2 separate regions of the Homo sapiens genome follow, and region 2 is linked to region 1. Evidence: read pairs that join two places in POLR2A ChIA-PET (ENCODE). Cell type or tissue: PC-9. All regions are shown on one strand. Links, peaks and the distances in the headings refer to the core of each region. The heading gives the core; the rest is flanking DNA. Region 1 has its middle 18 kb from the start of LINC02035. Region 2 overlaps SEMA5B (semaphorin 5B).

Region 1 (2,915 bases), core at 301-2,800:
AGAGAGGCTTTTCCAGAGCAGCGTGTTTGGGGCTGGCCTGCAGGGTTCTCAGTGAGTCGTCAGGGTGACCTAGCAGTGCAGCTGGGGGCCATGGAGTGGTCTGAGTGGCAGGCCAGGCTGGCTCAGAACAGCTGGGCCCTGGGAGGAGCCTGGGGCCCCAGTGAGCACAGGCCTGGTGGACCTCCAGTTAAAAGACTCCTTCCTAGGGAGCTCCTGAAATGCTGGACCCAGGTGACTGACACATCGTTTGGTAGAAATGGCGGGATGTCTCTCCTCTTCTGGAAGATCCCCTTTTGGAATGCTGCAAGTCTCAGAGGCAAGGCTCGTCCAGTTGGCTGTCCAAGGAAGACATATTCACAGGTTCCTGTGTGAGGATGATGGGTTCAGGGTGTCTTATTTCCCCAGATGGCCCAGCCTAAGGCACACAGCTACTTCTATGGCCAAAATTCTCTTCAGGGGATTGATATGTTACACTCCCACCAGCAGTGTATTCTCATTTGATGGTTACTAACCCTAAGGGCTAACACTGATGAGTACTTGCTACCTGCAAACCTTCACTTCTGGAAATTTATCCTAAGGACATAGGAATATGTATAATAGAAGGAGGTTCATAATAGTATTCGTTGGTAAAAGAAATTTTGAAACAAATGAGAGTGGTTTAAATAAATTATGATACATTTATGTAATAGAATGGTACATTTACATAATAGAGAATAAAATGTATGTCATGGAATGGATAATTCTATGTAATAGAAATAGAACTTATATAACAGAAAGTTAGGATTTTTCAACCATTATGCAAACCTTTTCCAAAGTAAATCTTAGTGGCATAAACAAATAAAATATATAAAAATTGAACTTTCTCTTATTGAAGTGGTGGGGTGGGGTACATTTTTACCTGTGAAGCCCTGCAAACAAAGCCCTCTCTCCCTCCCTGACCCCATCCTAGGGCAGCCACTGAAAGGGATCCTGAGGCTCTAGGGAGAATTTTTTTTTTTTTTTTTTTTTTTTTTGAGATGGAGTCTCACTCTGTCACCCAGGCTGGAGTGCAGTGGCACCGTGTCAGCTCACTGCAACTTCCGCCTCCTGGGTTCAAGCAATTCTCCTGGCTTAGCCTCCCAAGTAGCTGGGATTACAGGCACTACCATCACGCCCAGCTATGTTTTTTTGATATCTTTAGTAGAGGCAGGGTTTCATCATGTGGGCCAGGCTGGTCTTGAACTCCTGACCGCAGGTGATCCGCCTGCCTCAGCCTCCCAAGAGAATTTTTAACAATGTAGGAAAATAATGATATAATGTTTTGTCTTAAAATCAGAATAAAAACCATCCACATAGAATATCTTAATTTTATGAAACACTCTCAAATCTGCACAGAGCCATAGAAAAATGCCTGGAAAAAGGGCATATTAAAATGATGGTTGTCTCCTGGTTGGATTTTAGGGCATCTGTATTTTTCTTTTTAATAAGCTTTTCTTTTTATTTTCCAAAATTTCTTTAATGAACATGTACCATGGTTATAATCAGGGGAAAACAAGAAGTTATTTATTTCCCTCCCAATATTTACCCCAACATTCAGTTGGGACCAAAAAGCTCAAAGGCTCGTCCCTCTGGTGTTGTATCCCGCATGATTAAAAATTGTAATATATATTAAAAAGTTATGATTAAGTCCATATACAGTGTTTCAGTTATGCGATTATTATCAATATGATCATGGTTGAACCAATGGTAAACAAGGATTACATTTCCCTTCCTTGTGCTCTTTTTTTTTCCTTTTCTGGTGCTAATAATCATCTCATTTTTGGAGGGAAGACGATGTAACAGGGATGGGACAAAGAAAGGGATTCTGGGCTGGCTGTTAAAGCTCTATTTCTTGACCTGGATTATTGTTACAAGGGTGTTTGCCCTACATTCACTAAGCTATACTTGCTTTTTTATGGTTTTCTGTACCTGTGTTTTATTTTACAAAAAAGAAAAAAAGCTTAAATAAACTATGCAACAAGAACCAATAAAGCCTCTCTTTGCTTAGTTTTCTTTGAATGCAACTTTAAGTCTTTCTACAACCCACCCCCAGTAGTTTTATAAAATAAATCTTCATACAACTTTCCATACAAACCTGCCACATAACCTATCAGTTCCATTTTCTCCTGGATCCTGCGGGGTGCATACCATCCTCCAATACCAATCTGAATTGGTTGCCCACTAGGACTGCTTCCTGGCTTCAGCCCCTCTTCACCCCCTTCCTGTGTTAGGTCCCCTTTCTTCTGGATGCACATTTTCTTTGTTTACTTCCTTGTTTTAATGAAACCAAGGCACATGTGAGATATATTCTTTGAGACTCTGCATGTCTAAATGTCTTTATTCTCATATGACTGACTCATAGTTTGGCTGGATATAAAATTCACAACTGAACATCATTTTTACTCAAAAAATTTTAAGTACAATTTTCATTGTATTCTAGCTTCAAATTTTGTTAGTAAGAGACTTTCATATTCCTTTTTTTTTTTTTCGGTCTGTTGTTGAAATGTTCTTTTCAAGCCTAGTGTTTTGAAGCCTAGTATTTTGAAAAGTCATATGACTCGGGAGATCTTTTTCATCTATGGTTCTAGGTACTGAATGTGGCCTTTTATCTGGAGACCTCCTTCTTTGGTCCTGGTAAATTTTCCTGTACTCTTTCTTTGATATTTCTCTTCTGAGTTTTCTCATGAGCTGTTAGACCTCCTGGGCTGATCCTCTTGTTTTCTTATCTTTTCCCTCTTCTTTTCTTTTTTCTTGTAAAAGGCAAAAGATTTATTCATTCTGAAGGGAAACCAGAGCATCCCCTCTTATTTTCTATCTCTTTGTCTTTTGTTCAACTTTCTGGGAAATTTCTTGTCTCTTTAAGCCCTTTAGCTAATTTTTTTGCTGTCATATTTTTT
Region 2 (2,915 bases), core at 255-2,754, 71 kb after region 1:
TTCTGGGAACTGCTCCCAGCCCTACTCCCATTGCCAGGTGAGCCCCCTCGCTCCTGCACACACACAGGTGAAAGACAGGTCTGAGTGAAGGCCAGGCCTGGGACTCCACCACCACTACTGCCCCAGACATAGGAATGTGTACGTGGGTGCACACTCGCCTGCGCACATGCCTGAGATCCAGATCATTCCTTCAAAGCTTCTTTGCAGGTGCAATGATGCAGCCTCACTGCTGCCCCAGCCCTGAGCACCTACAAGGCAGCTGACTGGTCCTTCTGGGTTTGGGTATATGGGTTGGGGAGAGTGAGGCAGGGACACGTGCCTGAGGACTTCTCAGGTGGATGGTGTCCAGGAGCTGAGCAGGCCATGGGGCTTGGTTGTGGGCAGAATAGAGAGTTCCAGCCCTGGGCCAGGGGGTGGGAAGAGAAGGGGAGGGGGGTCTTTAAGAGAAGCACAGTGAGCTCTTTCTGATCTGGTATAAACGAAGCCCTTCTTGGAGACAGAAAGATGGTCAAGGGCTGACAAAACCCTTCCAGTGCTTAATGAATGTCTCTCTTTAAACCTGGCCATTGGTGCCAAGCCCCTTAAGTTCCATATTCATAGAGCTCAGTTATAATAAGAATAACAGCTAACAGGCTTACTATTTGCAGGACTTTATCTATGACTCACCCTGCAGGCCCAGCCCCCACCCCCAGCTCTCCTTTTCCACAATGGAACTGGAATAGAGTTATCTTCATAGAGGCCTGTTGGAGGAGCATCTGAAATGCAAGAATTCTGGGGAGGGAGCCTGGAAGTGTCCTCTGCTCAGGCCCACAAGGACAGCAGAGAAATGGAAGGGAGTGGGAAACCGTGTCATTTTCTTACCAGAAGACTTAGTCAAGTGCTCACAGGTGTGGTCTGCAGGCAGACGTGGGCAGCACCAGACAAGGAGAGATGGAGGGTGGGCCCTGGGTCCAGGGGTGAGGAGCAGTGGAGTAAGGAGAGGCACAGCTGATCCCCTGCCTGCCAGGAGAGCTGCCGCTGCTGGCTGGCGGGAAAGGAGTGTGATGGATGCTCCCCTGTCCAGCTGCGCCTCAGCCTTGGCAGAGGAAGGAAGGACGATGAGCCCCTGAGCCAGGGAACACGGATGTCTGCCTGAGGAGGCGGAGACCAAGGCAGAGACCTGCTCTCCCACTTCTCCTCCCCACCACCCCCCTGCCTCGGCACAGCCTGGGTCGACACTGAGCACTCACACCACAAAACATGCAGCCCTGGGCTCAAATCCCAGCCCAGGCTCCTTTAGCCTCTCTGAGTCAGTTCTCTCAACCGTAAAACCACACAGGGCAGTTGTGAAGATTAAAAGATAATGTTTGCGGAAGCACATAGCACTGTCTGGCACCTAGAAAACACTCAATAAATGTCAGTCACTATTTTATCATCATTATTAGTGTTGTGATTATGCAGACCTTCCATCTCTCTCTCCAGACGCTCACAATAGCCTCCTAAGTACGCTTCCTATCTTTCATCTCTCCTCTCCAATCCATCCTACACAAAGCTGCCAGAACACAGTCTACAGCAATGATTTGGTCACATTACTCTGCTGCTTAAAACCCCCACCAGCTCCCCACTGCCTACACAACCAAATCCAAACACCCTGCATAGCAAGGACTCTCCATCTGCCTCAGACTCCCTCTCCTGCCCCCTCTCTGGCCATTCCCCCTCCATCCAACCTCCTCAACACATCCCAAATCTAGAAACTCTTCATGTCATGCACTTGCCCACCTCGATCCCTTCGCTTCTGCTTGCCCGTCCCTGTAGAATGCCCTCTCCCAAATGCCAGCTCATCTATGAAGCTCCTTCTGACCCTCACGCAGCCAATGGCTTCCTCTGCTGACAGATGCAGCATGTGGTTTATACACTCTCATCACTTCCTCACCCTGTGTTGGGCTGTGCAGATGCAAGAAGTGCTTCTCAAAATGTGCTCCTAGGACCAGCAGCATCTGCACCTCCTGGGAACTTGTTTAAAATGCAAATTCTCAGGCCTCACCCCAGACCTACTAGATCAGAAAGTCTGGGGGCAGGGCCCAGTAATCTGTGTTTTAACCAGCCCTCCAGACTCTATTGCACACTCAGTTGGGGAACCACTGATGTAAGGTACCTGTACCCTACAGGTGATGCTTGGTACACAGAGAGAAATGATGGGTTAGATCAGACCACTTGGGTGGCTTTGAAAAAATACAGCTGGTTGGGCCTCACCTGCAGAGATTCTGATTTAATTGATCTGGGGTTGGGCCTGTGCATCCATGTTTTTTTGTCTCCCAACATTTTATTATCAATATTTTCAAACATACAAAACAGTTAAAAGACTGCACAGTGAACACCTGTATACCCGCCATCTAGATTCTGTCACCAACATTCTGCTGTATTTCCTTTATCACACATCTATCTACCCATGCACTTATCCATTTTATTTTTTGATGCATTTCAAAGTAAGTTGCAGACATCATATACATCACACAAACACATCTGAGTGATTTAAAAGCCCTCCGGGGCCAGGCGCGGTGGCTCACACCTGTAATTCCAGCACTTTGGAAGGCCAAGGCGGGCAGATCACTTGAGGTCAGGAGTTCGAGACCAGCCTTGCCAACATGATGAAACCCGGTCTCTCCTAAAAATACAAAAATTAGCCAGGCATGGTGGCACGCACGTGTAATCCCAGCTACTCGAGAGGCTGAAGCACAAGAATCACTTGAACCGGGGAGGTGGAGATTGCAGTGAGCCAAGATCGGGCCACTGTACTCCAGCCTGGGCAACAGAGTGAGACTCTGTCTTGAAAAAGAAAAAAAGCCCTCCAGATGGTTACACTGTGCAGTCAGGGCCTCTCTGATCCCAGGTGGGAAACTGACAGTCTCTTAGGCTCAGCTCCTGCTATGAAATGA

What was found. Peaks named below come from ENCODE experiments on the same cell type or tissue, not always from the same donor. Only the 100,000 strongest peaks of a DNase experiment are listed, where the experiment ranks them.
Region 2: POLR2A ChIA-PET joins it to region 1 with 18 read pairs; 2 of 35 experiments call an interaction of 5 or more read pairs at or near these places.

The regions. Positions count from the first base shown.
Region 1 is chr3:122,903,283-122,906,197 of GRCh38, forward strand. No RefSeq gene overlaps it. Among named protein-coding and RNA genes, the nearest start is that of LINC02035, 18 kb to the left of the region's middle. In PC-9, for the core only: no CTCF peak of the experiment used is centred there; no DNase peak of the experiment used is centred there.
Region 2 is chr3:122,974,242-122,977,156 of GRCh38, forward strand. All of the region lies in intron 1 of SEMA5B (semaphorin 5B), which reads right to left. Among named protein-coding and RNA genes, the nearest start is that of SEMA5B, 52 kb to the right of the region's middle. RefSeq lists enhancers at 234-998, 999-1,764, 1,089-1,138, 1,840-1,919. In PC-9, for the core only: no CTCF peak of the experiment used is centred there; DNase peaks (open chromatin) are centred at 660 and 1,290; H3K4me3 peaks cover 804 bases; H3K27ac peaks cover 503 bases.